Regions from separate parts of the Homo sapiens genome. Here all the other regions are linked to region 1. The links are chromatin loops, found by intact Hi-C in ENCODE. Cell type or tissue: PC-3. All regions are shown on one strand.

What was found. Hi-C counts contacts between places; a loop is a spot of excess contacts. Peaks named below come from ENCODE experiments on the same cell type or tissue, not always from the same donor. Only the 100,000 strongest peaks of a DNase experiment are listed, where the experiment ranks them.
Region 2: a loop joins it to region 1, with 9 times the contacts of the local background. A loop is called at or near these places in 11 of 110 quality-filtered maps.
Region 3: a loop joins it to region 1, with 5 times the contacts of the local background. A loop is called at or near these places in 6 of 110 quality-filtered maps.

What each region holds. Positions count from the first base shown.
Region 1 is chr1:74,688,078-74,693,077 of GRCh38, reverse strand. No RefSeq gene overlaps it. Among named protein-coding and RNA genes, the nearest start is that of ERICH3, 17 kb to the right of the region's middle. In PC-3, a CTCF peak has its summit at 3,075 (motif pointing right); a DNase peak (open chromatin) is centred at 3,087; H3K27ac peaks cover 938 bases.
Region 2 is chr1:73,838,093-73,843,092 of GRCh38, reverse strand. No RefSeq gene overlaps it. Among named protein-coding and RNA genes, the nearest start is that of LINC02238, 170 kb to the right of the region's middle. In PC-3, a CTCF peak has its summit at 2,990 (motif pointing left); no DNase peak of the experiment used is centred here.
Region 3 is chr1:74,466,623-74,471,622 of GRCh38, reverse strand. All of the region lies in intron 23 of FPGT-TNNI3K (FPGT-TNNI3K readthrough), which reads right to left. The region is part of intron 21 of TNNI3K (TNNI3 interacting kinase); the gene reads right to left. It overlaps LRRC53 (leucine rich repeat containing 53), which reads left to right. Exons shown (of 5, transcript NM_001382280.1): 5 at 1-2,247. The coding sequence ends at 1,745. Among named protein-coding and RNA genes, the nearest start is that of LRRC53, 43 kb to the left of the region's middle. In PC-3, CTCF peaks have their summits at 2,229 and 2,429 (motif pointing right); no DNase peak of the experiment used is centred here; H3K27me3 peaks cover 1,862 bases.

The DNA of each region.
Region 1 (5,000 bases):
AAATATATAACAATTTTTAAAAACTTTAAAAGAAACTTTGGCATTCTAGCATTCGCTATACAGGGTGGCAGGCTAAGATGCTCCAGTAGATGCTGAGACCCAGTAAGTGGCAATCCACTCAAACCACTCACTATTCATCACTGGCAGTCATAGGAGGGTATTCAGGAAATACACAATCTAAGCTGGGTTTTAACAAGACCACTCTGGCTGCTGTGTAGGGAACAGACAATGGAAGACCACTTAGAGGCCACTGCAATAATCCAGTGAAAGATGATGGGGCTTTGGTGTAATCTTGTGTTTGAAAGAAATATCATAATCTAGCCCAACTCAGTCATTAAGCTGATGACATTAATTCATTCATTCAACAGTTTATGTATCTTGTAATATAACACATTGTATCTGTAATTCTTAAGGAGATATACCTGTGTGGTCTTATTCAAAACGGAGTAAACATTTCTGTAAAACCAATAGTGAAATTTGTATGGCTATATGAAATAAAGTTTAATTTTAAACCATCTTTCCAATGATGATTACCTACATTGAAAAATTCAAATATACTTAAAATAGTTTTCTTTCATTTTTTAACATCACAAGATAAACTAGTTTATCTCATATTTTCATCCACTTGGCTACATGTAAAGCATGTCCAAACTTGTAGGAGGCTGAATTATAGACAATTACCCCTTGCAGGTTTGATATAGGACACTTGTACATTGGCAATACTGCTTATTTACATGACCCTCATGGAAGCTCATTATTTTGTAGATCAGGATGTGGTAATCATTCCAATGAAGAAATCAATATTACGTAGCCAAATCTGGTTCTTATAAGAAATTTTATTTTTATCATTTTATTTTTTCAATTCTTAAAATTTATTCAGATTGATATAAAATTCCAAAATATGAATAAATGCCACCAGATGGCATTTAAATTAGCCTCTGAAATACATGTTGCAGATTTTAAGCAGATGATTAAAAAATAGACTTTATAATAAACATAATTTTTATTTTCTGATCAAATATTTTTGTAGATAGAAATAATTCAGCTTCCTTGCTTATTGTAGGATATGTTTTCCCAGGTGATAGTTCTAATTACATTAGCTGGCAACATTAATTCACTCTATGTTTGAATTTTTATTCCTTTGTACCTCTTTTTAATATATTCAACACACACTTTGTTTTTTAAAAGAACACTGTAATAATTATTCCTGTGGAACCATGTAATGTATTGAGTGAAATGATTTTAAAATATATATGTCTTTGTACATAGTACCCATACAAGTGAATATATATGTAATATTTATAATTATTATATTATAACTTTGGTTAATTCAAGTTTCTTCTTTATTTTTATTTATTTTTTTCTTTGTTTCTGTAAATTATATTTTAACATACTTGACTAAGTGGTATTATAATTAAATACTCTGTTCTCACTATTCAGCTGTCACAGGTAAAATATGTCTAATACATAAGAAAATTTTCATTGTTTGTTTCTAGAATACTTCCTCGCACTTCATGGGTTAAAACAGATGTATACACACACTCATACACATGTGCACACACATACACACAGGAGTATGTATATATTGTATACATATATGTGATATATATACTTTAAATATATACACTTTAATGAATGGGACTATCTGTTCCTGGAAGCTGAGGGATTTATATTATTTTTAATACTTTTATCTTAGTTCATACATACAAACACTCAGTAAATATTTGTTAAATAAATGAATATAAGTGCATGCCCTTGTCTGATTCTCAATGGGAAAATGTATTCTTTTGAGTTACTTTGACAGAGAGGGAAATCATGGCCTATTTTTCACTATATTTAATTTCTCAATTTATAACTATAGCTATTGGTTTAAGAATTTTAGGATGGGTACAGTGGCTCATGCCTGTAATCATAGCACTTTGGGCGGCTGAAGCAGAAGGATCGCTTGAGCTCAGGTGTTCAAGGCTGCCAAGAGCCACGATAGCACCCCTGTACTCCAGTCTGGGTGACAGAGCAAGACTCTGTCTCTAAGTAAGTAAGTAAATAAATAAATATTTTAAACCTTCCTTTGAAAAAACATTTATTACGGTCATCCAGATTTCTCAAGGACCTTGAGTGTGTTTTTCATTGGAGCACTTAAGCACTGTTGACACAAATTGGTGTCTCTGAGTCCTTGTCTCCAAATTGCACTTATTAAGCACTGCCTTCAGGTGAGATCAATATTTTTTGAAAGTCTCCAAATTTACTTTATAAAATTATGTGCTTGTATTTGCTGAGCAATTATGCGCTCATAAGATGTGAAATATTTTAACTCTTTCCTAAGACCACACACAAAGAAAGCTATCTACACTAAAAGGCCAGACTCTCTTTTTTTTTATTTTTAAGAAAAATAAATGCTCCTTTTGTTTGTAACCATATAGACATAAAGGATCTTTTCAAAATCCTTCTTCTTTCTCAGAGTCCACACCCAAAACATGCTTTAATTTTGGCTGATGTTCTTTCCTAAGAAAATTTTCTACTTGCTACATCTCCACATTCCCTGCCCTGACTGAGGCTCTGACCTCTCCCGAGCTTTCTCAGCAGCTTCCTGTTTACCTTCCTGACCCTAACTAGTCTCTCTCCCTTCTTTCATATTGCTGTCAGGGTGATTTTTCTAAGGTGAAAATCTGATCCCTTCACTGTTACGCTTACATTCTCCAGTGGGTCCCTGGAGCCTCCTCCTTCAATATTTCAGCATTCCCTTCTCTGTGACACTGTCCCTGATTCGTGAAAGGTCATCTCTGTGGGCCCTGTGTTATCTTAGGTGTACCCAACCCAACCTGACAACCTTGACTATAAAAAATAATCTCTCTATATTTAGGTGTGTAGATAGAGATATTTCTTCCCAGAAGTCTGTGAGATTCTTGAGTGTAAGGATCAGACCTCCCCCTATCAGTCCCAGTGCCTGTCACAGCACCTGAAACATACCAGGTATTCACAAAAGATAGATTTGTAGGAATAAAATCTATCCAAGCGATCCATTGTTTCCATTTGCTTTTGCTGTTGTTGACACAATGCACTTTATTTCTTACCAGCAGGTGTCGCAATAGCTCCATGTTTTCAGCATGATTTTTGGCTTTTCTGCTTTGCTGTAACATATTAATTGGGCTGTTATGGGAAGGAGATGATAATTTAGGCACTGTTTACAGAATAAAGCTGATTTAACCTTCAGTTTCTCTGTGAACATTTTTTTTTCCAAACATAGTGTTCCAACTGAAATTGCCAAAGTAAAAGGAAGACTTCAAATTTAAAAAACGATTAGAGTGAAATAAAAATTCAAGCTAGGGCATCAAGTTAAAAACACAGGAAAAATGTGAAGCACAAAATCAACACCTCAGAATGGTAATGGCAAAATGACAGCTATAGCCACACAACTGTTTCTTTCCATCTCACAAGCGAAAAGCAAATTGTGTTTGGTATTTTAGCAGGAGAGCTCAAAGGAAAAACATGGTCCAGAGTGAAATGTGCCTTGTTTTTAGGGTTCTTTCGCTTTGAAGAGCTCGAGATACTGACAAAAAACTTTAAATCATGGACCCATGAACATTAGAAATGTAACAGTTTTACAAGCTGAGAACCAGGGAAAATGAAGAAACAAACAGAAAAAGAAACACCAGGAGATGATAAATCATCTCTAAAAGTATGAAAACATATAGTGAAGAAAATTATTTAAATAAGATATGCAGTGGTCAGGTACACATTACTGAATACTTGCAGCTGAGGGTAGTAAAGGGACAAGAAAGTCTTGGAATCAGACGATCCAGGTGATGGATTCTAAAATTACTAGTCGTGTAACCTAGGACTATATAGACCCTGGCATCTCAAATCATCTGTAATTCCAAACATAAAATAAAGCCCATTTACAAAGGGTATTGTGAGGGTCAAATATGATAAATCATGTAAACATGCTTCATGTTCTTTAAAATGCTATATTTGCATAAAGCAGTATTAGAGAAGGATGAAGGCAACACTTATTGAACATCTGTGATGTGGAGTGCTGGATACTTTACATAAAATCACATGCAATTATTTTCCAGTAGAGAAGATTCTCTCCAAAGTTTCCTAGTCCACAAGCTGCAATCACAGCTCCCTCCTCCTCACATCTCCTTTCTGTCATGGCCCTGTCACCATATTCCAATGAATACCTCTGAAATATGTAAATGATAGATATTACTGCCAGCCTAAACATTGAAGGAACTCAATGAGGGGTGAGCTTTACTAGAACTAGTAATTTTCAGCTTCCAGAGGCCTTGTGGTAGGGTTGAGTTAGAATTAGTGCTTCTAAAGAAGCTCTGGATATATTTGCCAACAAATTCTGAGTGGAAACTTTCTTTTGAAGATGTAAAGGAATTTATCATCAGACCAAGATCACATGTACCTTTTTAGACCTTTTTATGTGGATAGAAGAGACTTTTTAAAAAAAATTCAAAGGTTTCTTCTATTGCAGGTTAAAACTAGTTTTGGAAGATGACACTTTGAGACAATAGGAATAGCCTTACCCCAGATGATCTCTCAATGAATTTTTCTTAATAAATTAAGATTAAGCCATATACCAAGCAATACAGCAATCTATATTTCTAAGGTTATTAATTTCATTATATGCACACAAGTGTAAATTGTTTAGTGATTTGTAATTTCCATTCCAGAAATAATCAGACTTGGAGAGGCAAAACATATCATCTTATATGTATATACTTTTGGGTGCATTCGAGTCAATAGTGTTATTCTAGTGAACATCACATGGGCTGGGTAAGAAAAAAAGAAGCAAAAAAAAAGTGAAAGAGAGAAAGGAAACTCTAAGATTTTGTTCAGTTTAAGGTACAGAAAGTGAATCTTACAGCAGTGAATGCGCTTAATTCCATGCTAACTTTCTCTCCTTTTATTCACCTTTGATTTTAGATAAATTATGCTTCAGATATTTGCTGTTAAAAGAACCCAAATAGTGCCAGAAATTAAACTGTTCA
Region 2 (5,000 bases), 850 kb after region 1:
TTTCCTAAACATAGTGCTTTTGAAATTCATTTATGTGGTAGGATGTATCAGAAGTTTCTTCCTCTTTATTGCTGAGTAGTATTCCATTGTACAGATAATATCACAATTTGTTTATTCTTGTATTGTTGGGCACTTGGTTTGTTTCTGTTTTTCTCCCAGATTTATGAAGGAATCATGGACAAATAAAAATTGTACATATTTATGAAGTACAGTGTGATGTTTTAACATATGTATATATTGTGAAATATATCAAATGAATTAGCATATCCATCATATATACTTTTTGTGGTGAGAATATTTAAGATTTAATCTCTTTTTTGAGTATATAATACATTATTATTGTTAACTATAGTGATGCTGCTGTGCAGTACATCTTCAGAATCTATTCATTCTAACTGAGACTTTGTGCACTTTAACCAGCATCTCCCCAAGCCTTCTCTGCTACACTCTCCACCCATGTCAGCCCCAGGCAAACACCATTCTATTCTTCATGAATTTAACTTTCTTATATTCCACATATAAGTGAGAACATATGGCATTTGCCTTATCTCACTTAGCATAATGTCTTTCAGGTTTTCCATGTTGTCCCAAGACAAGATTTCCTCCTTATTTTTAAGGCTGAATAGAACTCAGTTTTGTGTCTGTCTGTCTGTCTATACATCTATCTATCTATCTATCTATCTATCTATCTATCTATCATCTTTTATCTATAGCACATTTTCTTTATTCAATTTTTTTGTTGATAGACATGTAAGTTGATTTCATATTTAGGATATTGTGAATAATGCAACAATGGATATGAAAGTACATATATCACTTTGACATATGTAGTTATTAAGTTTTTTTGAATATCTACCCAAAAGAGGGATTACTGGATCATATGGTAGTTCTGTTTTTAATTTTTTGAGGAATCTTCATGCTATTGTTCATAATGGCTGCACTAATTTACATCCCCATTAACTTTATACAAGGGTTCCCTTTTTTTCCACATCCCTGTCAATGTCTGTTTTCATTTGCCTTTTTGATAGTAGCCGTTCTAACAGGTGTGAGATGATATTTCATTATGGTTTTTATTGGCATTTCTCTGATGGCAAGTGACATTGAGTACTTTTTCTTATGCCTGTTTGCCATTTGTGTCTTCCTTTGATAAATGTCAATTCAGGTCTTTTGCCCAATTTTTAATCATAATATTTGTTCTCTTGTTATTGAATTGAATTCCTTATATATTTTGAATATTAACTTCTTATTGTATGTATGGTTTGCATTCCATAATTTTTGGAATTTTGTGTCTTCATTTTCATGCTTCTCAAAGTATTTTATAATTTATCTTGTGATACCTTCTCTGACTCATTGGTTCTAGGAGTGTCTTAATTTTGACATATTCATGAATTTTCATTTTTTAATTATTGATTTCTAATTTCATTTAATTATAGTCAGAAATCACACTCTGTATGGTTTCAATTCTACCTTTTTTCATTATTTTTGAGTGGAGTATTCCATATGTGTTGGTTAGATCTAGTTGGTATATAAAATTTTTTAAATTTTAAATTTCATTTTATTTTCCACATAGTTGATCTAATTTTTATTACAATTAGGTATGGTAATTTCCAGTTTTTATTATGAGTTGTCTCTTTGCCTTTCAATTTTGTAAGTTTCTTCTTCATGTGCTTTAGGGTTCTGTTAATTGGATATATTTTTATAATTATTATAACTTCCTGATGAATTATTACATCATTGTTAATATGTCATCCGTTATGTCTAGTAACTTTCTTTAGTCTATTTTATATTATATTAGTTAGTTCAGCCACACCAGTTTTCTTATGGTTGCTCTTTGGATGACATATATTTTCATCCCTCCACTTTTAACCTATTTCTATGTTTGAATCTAAAGTATGTCCCCTGTGGACCATATGTAGGTGGATTTAAAAAAAAATCAAATTTGACAATCTCTATCATTTGATTAACTTTTAAAATCTATTTATATTTAATACTATTATTGATATAGCTGGATTTATATCTGCTATTTTACTTTTGTTTTCAATATGTTTCATGTCTTTTTTATTCTTCTTTAGTGCTTTCTTTAGTATCAACTGAATATTTTCTAGTGTGTAAAATTTTGATTTCATTGAAATGTTTGCTAATATTTCTTTAATGTTACAGTATAATGTTACCAGTTCTATACGAGTTTATCTTCTAGTGGATGCTTTAGGACTTACTATATACTGCTTTCTTATGAGTGTCTACTTCTGGTTTATACTAATTCCGGTGATACACAGAAACTCATTCCTATATTGCCCTATTCTCTTTCCCATTTTTGAACTATTACTGCTGTATATTTTACATATATACATGTTAACAACCCAACAGTCTATTGATATAATTATTACTACATATAATTTAATTTTTAAAGAAACTAGGAGAAAAAAAGAGTAAGTATATATTTCTAGAGATCCTTATTTTAATCTTTTTATTTATTGCTTCTGGTTCTCTTTATTTGTTCCTGTGCATTCAAGTTATTATCTCACAGCATTCTCCTACCACTTTGCTCTCTCTTTTCTCCTTTTCTTTATTGTTATCCAGTATATTCTATATTTCTATATGCTTTAATCCCAAGAAGCATTTATATGTAAATATATTCTTTATAAAATTACTTTTAAAGTAACTTATGAAGGAAATGAAGAAATATGCACATATGTTGTATTTAATAATTTCATAATTATTTTTACCTATGTCTGTGTTTGCATGTGTATTCTAATTCCTGTCTGTGCCACTTGCTTTTGGCCTTAAACTTTCTTTAGTATTTATTGTAAGGCAAATTTGTTATAGATGAATTATCATAGTTTTCGTTTATTTGGGAAAGCCCTTACATTGTCTTCATCTTGAAACATACCTTAGCTGAATACAAGATTCTTGATTAACTTTTTAAAAATTTATTTCAACCCTTTGAACATGCCGTCCCACTGCCACCTGGCGGCCAGTGTTTCTGATGAGAAATTAGCTGTTAGCTCTATTAAAGTTCCCTTGTATATTACAAGTACTTTTCTCTTGCTGCTTTCAAGATTTTTGTCTTGTCTTTGGCTTTCTATGTTTTTAATATGATGTGTCGTCTGTGAATCTTTTTGTATTTACCTTTTTTGTTACTCTCTTTGCTGATGTGATTTGCTTATTTACTCAGAGACTTGGCTGAACTATTTTACTGAAGTTCATTTTTCCCACAGTGAAGCCTCTGATGTCACTTCTTAGAGGAGAAAACCTTGCACATGCCAACAGTCACATTGGAATGATGGTTCTTTAGCAGGACTCTCTTTGTCTCTTTCCCTGATCACTGTTAAGCTAGCTGCCTCTCTTAGTGTCATACTCAGCATTAGGCTTTCCTAATTGCTATCTGATTGTGTTGTTGTTTTCATCAATGTCATGGGACATACATTTTTTTATACTCTGATCGAATTGAATTCAAGTTCCTTTGCAGGTCTAGTTTTTAAAGCCAGTATCTGAGGTTGGTTATGACTCAAGAAGACTCTTCTCAGCTGTCTGTTTTCCTGCTTCTCTCTGGTAAACTAGCTGCCCTATGTTTTAGGAGGAGCTAACAGCCTTTTCATAATTGCTTAACAATATAATCTATATTGTTTTCCCAAATACTCTTAGCCTTAAAAATTTCCACACCCTGTTCCAAATAAAGTCAGTTCCTTTGGGGAGAACTTCAGAGTTCTCTCTTATTATGGCCTGCCTCTTTCTCCAGGCTAAATGTCTGAATCACTACTCCAGAACTGAGGATGGTGATAGTGTCCTACTTTTCCCAGAGTGACAACACTGCTTTATCAGCAGCACCCTGGAAAAATGTGGTAGCATCAGGTTTTCTTGGCTTGCCTTTCCTGGCATTGAACATCTGCCCTACTAGCAGCTAAGGTAAGAGTAATTGAGGCCCCCGTATTCTCTGTGTGCCACACATGGAGTACAGACTTTACCCTCTGAGAACTGATTGGATGGAGAAGGGAAATGCTCAAATTCTTGTTGGCACTTGCCTGGAATTGAACATCAGTAACACAAGGCTGGGGATTGTGAAAAATACTGACAGCCTGAACATACCATGAAGTTACTTTAGCCTTTCACTGTGAGCTTGGGCAAAAGGGAGCACCATCTTCTTAGCCACAACTTCCTGGAGCAGAGTGTCCATCACACTGGAACAGGAGAAGGAGGAAACTGGTAATGGCTCAAGTACAATAGACTCTCACCGTTCTGACAGAACATTAGCATATTTTCTTGAACACATTTCTTAATTGTTATATGCCTTTGGTAAAATTTTCAGAGACCTTAAATGGTTATTTTTAAAATATACGATCTTCACTAATTATGGTTGTTTTACTGGATAACAGGTCCATTGAGTGCCTCATACAACCATTATGAAAGTGAACAATAACAGTGATTTTGAATTTCCCTGAAGAATTAATGCTAAACCAGAGCCACAAAAAAATAGAAAGACCAGAAATTTCTTTCTTTAGTGCGTATGCTTCTACAATTTCAGCAAGTGCCCAAATGCCTATCTATTTTGGCTCCATCTGTGACCCTTCCAGGGTGGTCTGTCTCTCGTCAATACTGGATGACAAATTTGCTACATTACCAGACACAAAGATCATTTAATCAACTAAATTGTCTAACAGAGTATAATACTGATAGATCTCAGGACATATCCAAATTTTCTTTTTGAATGGAAGTATTCATTAATTTTATAACCTAATCAGAGTGTTGGTGGTTGAATAGAAATTCTTCAGGGAAGTTTGGGGGTTAAGTGTGGGGGAGATGAAGAGAAGCAAGTCATCGTAACTGCTACCTGGGAGGCATAAGAATCACTTGAACCTAGGAGGTGGAGGTTGCAGTGAACTGAGATCGCACCACTGCATTTCAGTGGATAGAGGGAGACTCTGTCTCAAAAAAAAAAAAAAAAAGAGAAAGAAAGCAGAAGGAGTAACAGTGTGTCTAAGAGAACATGTGAACTTGAATTA
Region 3 (5,000 bases), 220 kb after region 1:
AAAGTAACCAACTGACTAAGTTGGATGTTAAAAAATTTAGCAACACTGGGGAGAGAAACAAAGGAGAAAAATGGTTTACTAATTCATGGGTTCTGAAAAGGAAGAGAACCCCTCAGTCTGACCTCAAAGGGAAAATTAAAGGACAAAACTTAAAATTAAATTTACATCCTTTTAGAAAAGTCAGAGTCCATCCAGAAAAATCCTTGTCAAGTCTCCCAAAGCAATGCAAGCAGGTATTGTTGCCTCCTAAGAAATTATCCAAAACTTCTGAGACAGAAGCCAAAATAAATACTGTGTGTTCTGCAGATTTTCTTCAACAGTCAGAGAGTAGCAACTATGTTAGACTCACTTCAAAGAGGCTGCCTCTGAAACATGACTCAAAGCAGACCCCATATTATCAACGAAACACTAAACGTGCCCCCCTGCTCAGTGCTAACAACTTGCGTGTAGTCAACCAGAGCTCTATAGAAAGCAGCTGTTACTCAGCTGGCCACATTCCTGATGGAAACACATCAAAATTGCCCCAACCTACACCCACTGATGCTGAGCACAGGCACTCACATTCTCAATTCTCAACTGAGCAAATGGAAGATGCAACTCAGCTTGAATCAAAAGTGCTTAGTTATTTAGCAACTACTTGGGAAAATACAGGAAGTGATGTTTTACCATTCCAACATTCCAGGAGGGCTACTGACCAAGGGACAACGGAGTCCACTGAGCACATGGGACAGAATGTATCAAAGACCAGTGAGTTAAATCAGTTTTCTTTGTCCCCGAGGAATCAAACACAACTTTTAGATGCTCACAAGACTGACAGCTACAACAAGGAATACACTTTAGACCAAAATGAAGCCTTACAACACAGAGAGCAAAATTCAAGTCATGCACAGCTTGAAAATAAAGAAAAAACATTAATGACAAAACCCCAAATATCACATCAAATTGTGGAAAATTGTATTATGGATAAGGAAGAAAATGATGTAGAAAAAAAACTTTCAAAAACAGAAACTTATGATTCCTCTCTCATTCCCCAAACACAATCCAAGAACAACCTATCATTTATGAAGACAAATTCAATTCCATACCAAAATAGAATAGAACTTCCCAAGGATATCAGTACTTCTCCTGTTAGTAGTCAAGCCGTTTGGCACCTAACCAATAGTAGCGAAAAAGGAATTGACAGCACAAATGCATTGCCCAGAAATGACGGCACTGAAGCACTAGAGATAAAAATAGTAGGGAAAGAAGAGAAAAATATGCTTGATGAAAGCAAGACAGATTCTAGTATGTTAACTCAGATCTCACAAATGACCTTAAAAGGCATCACAAAAGAAAGGCAGCAAACTTGGGAAAATGGAACAAGTGAAAAATATATATTACATGATGCAAGCTCTGCCGAGGAGACCATTACAGCTAAAGATTTAAGTATCACAAGTTCCCATGAAACCCAAAATAGAATACTTTGCAGTGAAGTAGATCCTGAAGTTAACAGTAATGTACATAATTTTAGAGAAGTTCAAAATATTCAACCAGATAAAGATAGTGCACATAAAGAAGGCGCAATGACAGTGGAGACACATGAAGCGCTTTCCTTCTTACCAGGGTTAAAAGACAGTTTTGAGGCAGAAAATGAGGTGTTTTTAGTTCCTAGCAGAATAAATGAAGCTGAAAACTCTGCTCCAAAACCTGTACTGTATCCACCATCTGCTGAATATGCTACTACATCACCTTTAGAAACAGAATAAAGTGAACAAAATAACTCAAATAATAATCCTTTTCTACTTTAGCTTTCTTCAAGAGGACAAACACCCACTAGCCTTTGCATGCATTAGAAGTGGATCATTTTGGAGGACAACAACGTCCTCAGTAACTCTTTGTTATCAATAAAATAAAACCAGAGTTGAATATATGACAAAAATCAAAGATGGAGTCATAGGATACGTCTGACACAATTAACTGAGTATGCTTCTCTAAGGAATGAAAAAACAAGTAAGAAAAGTTTTGCCAAGTCTTGCAAAAGCAAGCAAACATTGAAAAAAAAAAAGCCTTAAACAAATGAAAAACTACATAAGAAGAGTATTTGAGCAGATTTACATTTGATGTTTATTTCATGTAAATTATTATACATATCTCAATTAGTGGTATTACAATATTGCTTTCTACATGGATAATTATATATTCATATTTGTGTTTGATCTGTTTTCCTAATTATAGTATGAAAATAAAAATTCAGCTTTGTTAACTGTAGTGTAACTGATATGCATATTGGTATGTTTCATACATTTGCAATTGTCCTGTTGACAATCATCCCAGATTTAAGTAGAAGTCTTTAAAACTTGTTATTTCTCTAAGAGAAAAAAATTAAGGATTTCCAGGGATAGTTGGCTGTTCCCATAAAGATCTGCAAAATCCTATATATCCACTAGGTGGAGATCTCAGCTTCAATCATTTTAGAAGAACAGGGCTTGAAGATCGACACAATGGATCCTGAACAAAAGGAATTTTAATGAGCTTTATTGCCAATTGTTATTAATTTAAGATTTTGAAAACTAAATAACCTATTAGTGCATAGCTTTCAAGGTCTGATCTCTTGGGTTTCGCATGCCACTGTTGTTTGGAGTGAGAACTCCTCCTTATACACTGGAATTAAATGTGAATATAAATATTAAATTTAAAAACAGTAACAGAACAAACATGTCTCATTCAAAGCCATGCTTATTTGAAAAATATAGATATATTCAAATAATTTAATTATTGAGACCACTGTAAAAAATATTTGAAGCATACCTTCACAATTTAGAATATTATAATATTTTACATTTTTTAGTAGGGGAACAAAAATGTTAAAAGGGAAACAAACTTCCTCTTCTCCTATCTCTACACCTGTCTAGGTCTATACATCTTTATATCTGCATTTGGTAGAATAATAATAATAAATAAGCTTTATAAACCTTATAAGATTAGAACAACATAAATATTGCCTACATACCCCGCCTCTTTTGTTTCCCTTCCTATTCAGAGTTGCTAGGAAATAACTTAAGTTTCTTATTTTGAAAATTCCTAAACTTCTTACCTCTCTTCTTCATCTTTTCTCGCCAATATTCAAGACTTTATTGCTTTTAATCCTAATTCCTCTGGTATTTCTGTTCATTATCTCTGCTTGAGCTTAACTGCTATGCCACCTATCTGCCTTGCCTGACCCCACTTTATTTTTAAAGCACCTTTAAGGTGAGACGAGTATCTATGCCAACTTCTTGCATGATAAGTTTATTCCACCCTAATCGACAGTTTCTTCATCTTTGTAGACCAGGTCACTTTTTTTCTTGGTAGCTATCTTTCTTTTTCCTTTTTTTTTTTCTTCTTCTTTAAAGCGCTGTCACCTTACTTCAGCACCTTTAGCTTTGTTCTCTCTGCTCTCACTGCCAAGAATATCCCTGATATCTAGAGGCCTAATGAGTACTCTTGGTCACTAACTGACTCTCAGGAGGCAGCAATCCTAGTTCTCCTGGTCTCTTTTCTCTCTTCCATTTCTGAAATCCAGTCTTTTACCTCTTTATGATGTTTCCTTTGAAATAGTTCTCAGGTTTACCCTTGCCCTTGAATCTCCATGGTAACCATTGTAGTCTGTGTGTTGTAATCAACTGGATTACTCAAACAGCAGTCCAGCTGGCTGCTCCAACTTCATTGTCTTTTGCTTGAGTTTCAACCCATTCATTTTTTATCTTTGTTGGGCACAAATCACCTGGGGCGCTTGTTAAATTGTGGAGTTTCAGGCTCCATCTGAGAGATTTTAATTCAGTAAACTTAGATTAGGGCCCCAGAATCTTCATTTCAACAAACTTTCCAGGGTAATCTGGAATACATAGTTTGCAGCCCACATATTAAGAATCAATGCTTAGCTATTCCAATGAGCATTACAAGATAATTCAGTGTTTGCCTTACTGTAGGAACTACAATTTTTTTAAGTAAATAAATCCTTTGTATCAAACTCAGATGAACTTCCTAAAAAATTACTTTTATCTTTTCACTCCTTTAGAGAAAAAAATATAATTGCCATAATTTCACGTCCAAATTTCCTGTTCCAGTTTCCAAAATCTGTCACTATCTAGTATCAGGCTTTTTTCTACCTCTTACTGTTTTCCAACCTTCTCCCATCTTCAATAGACTATTCTTCTTACTCTCCTCAATGTTCTAGTTTATGAGTTTTGACTAAGAAGACATCCTGGAGAAAATACTGTGCTTCAAATTCAAGGAATGAAGTAAAGACAGATATGCAAGAAAAAATGAGAAGCACAGTTGATAACCTAGAAAGTAATGACCAGAATAGCATGATGTTAGTGTCCTCCATCTAAAGATGAACTTGTTTCAAATAATGCCTGATACAGAGATTTAACCTCTCCATGGCTACAATGTTGCAACTGCTACTAGTCTTTCCCTTGTATCTGTTCTCCTAATGAATTTTCGTATGTTCTGGTTGCTTAGACTGTTTTTCTTTCTCACCAAGCCGCCTTCTTTCAGAAAACTACTGTTTATGGCCTCAGCTCAAGTGTTACTCTTTTTGGGAAGCCTTCACTAACCTGCATTCTGTCTTTGTCCCCCAACTTGCGAGTAGTATTGTTTTAGTATATAGTCTCACAGAGTTTTGTCTTTCTTAACCTTGGCAGTTAACTATAGAATCATTAAAATGTTTATTCAATCAATCTCCATATAACTAGCAGGTCTTAAACTCCATTTAAGAGTTTACATCTCTATTGAATCCCTTTCCCCTATCCTAGGAGGTATACAGTAGGAACTCAACAAATAATTGTTGAAGGAAAGAATGAAAAACAGCCCACTGTTCCCTTTTCTTTGCCACTCAGCTTGCTAACATGATGAAGACCTTACTGGACAATTAAGAAAGACTCAAGTGAGTCACATACAGAAGCAGCTCAACTTCATTATCCTGAGGTGGTTACCAGAGCCAAGTCAGGCTCAACTGACTGGCAGACCCACATATCTCA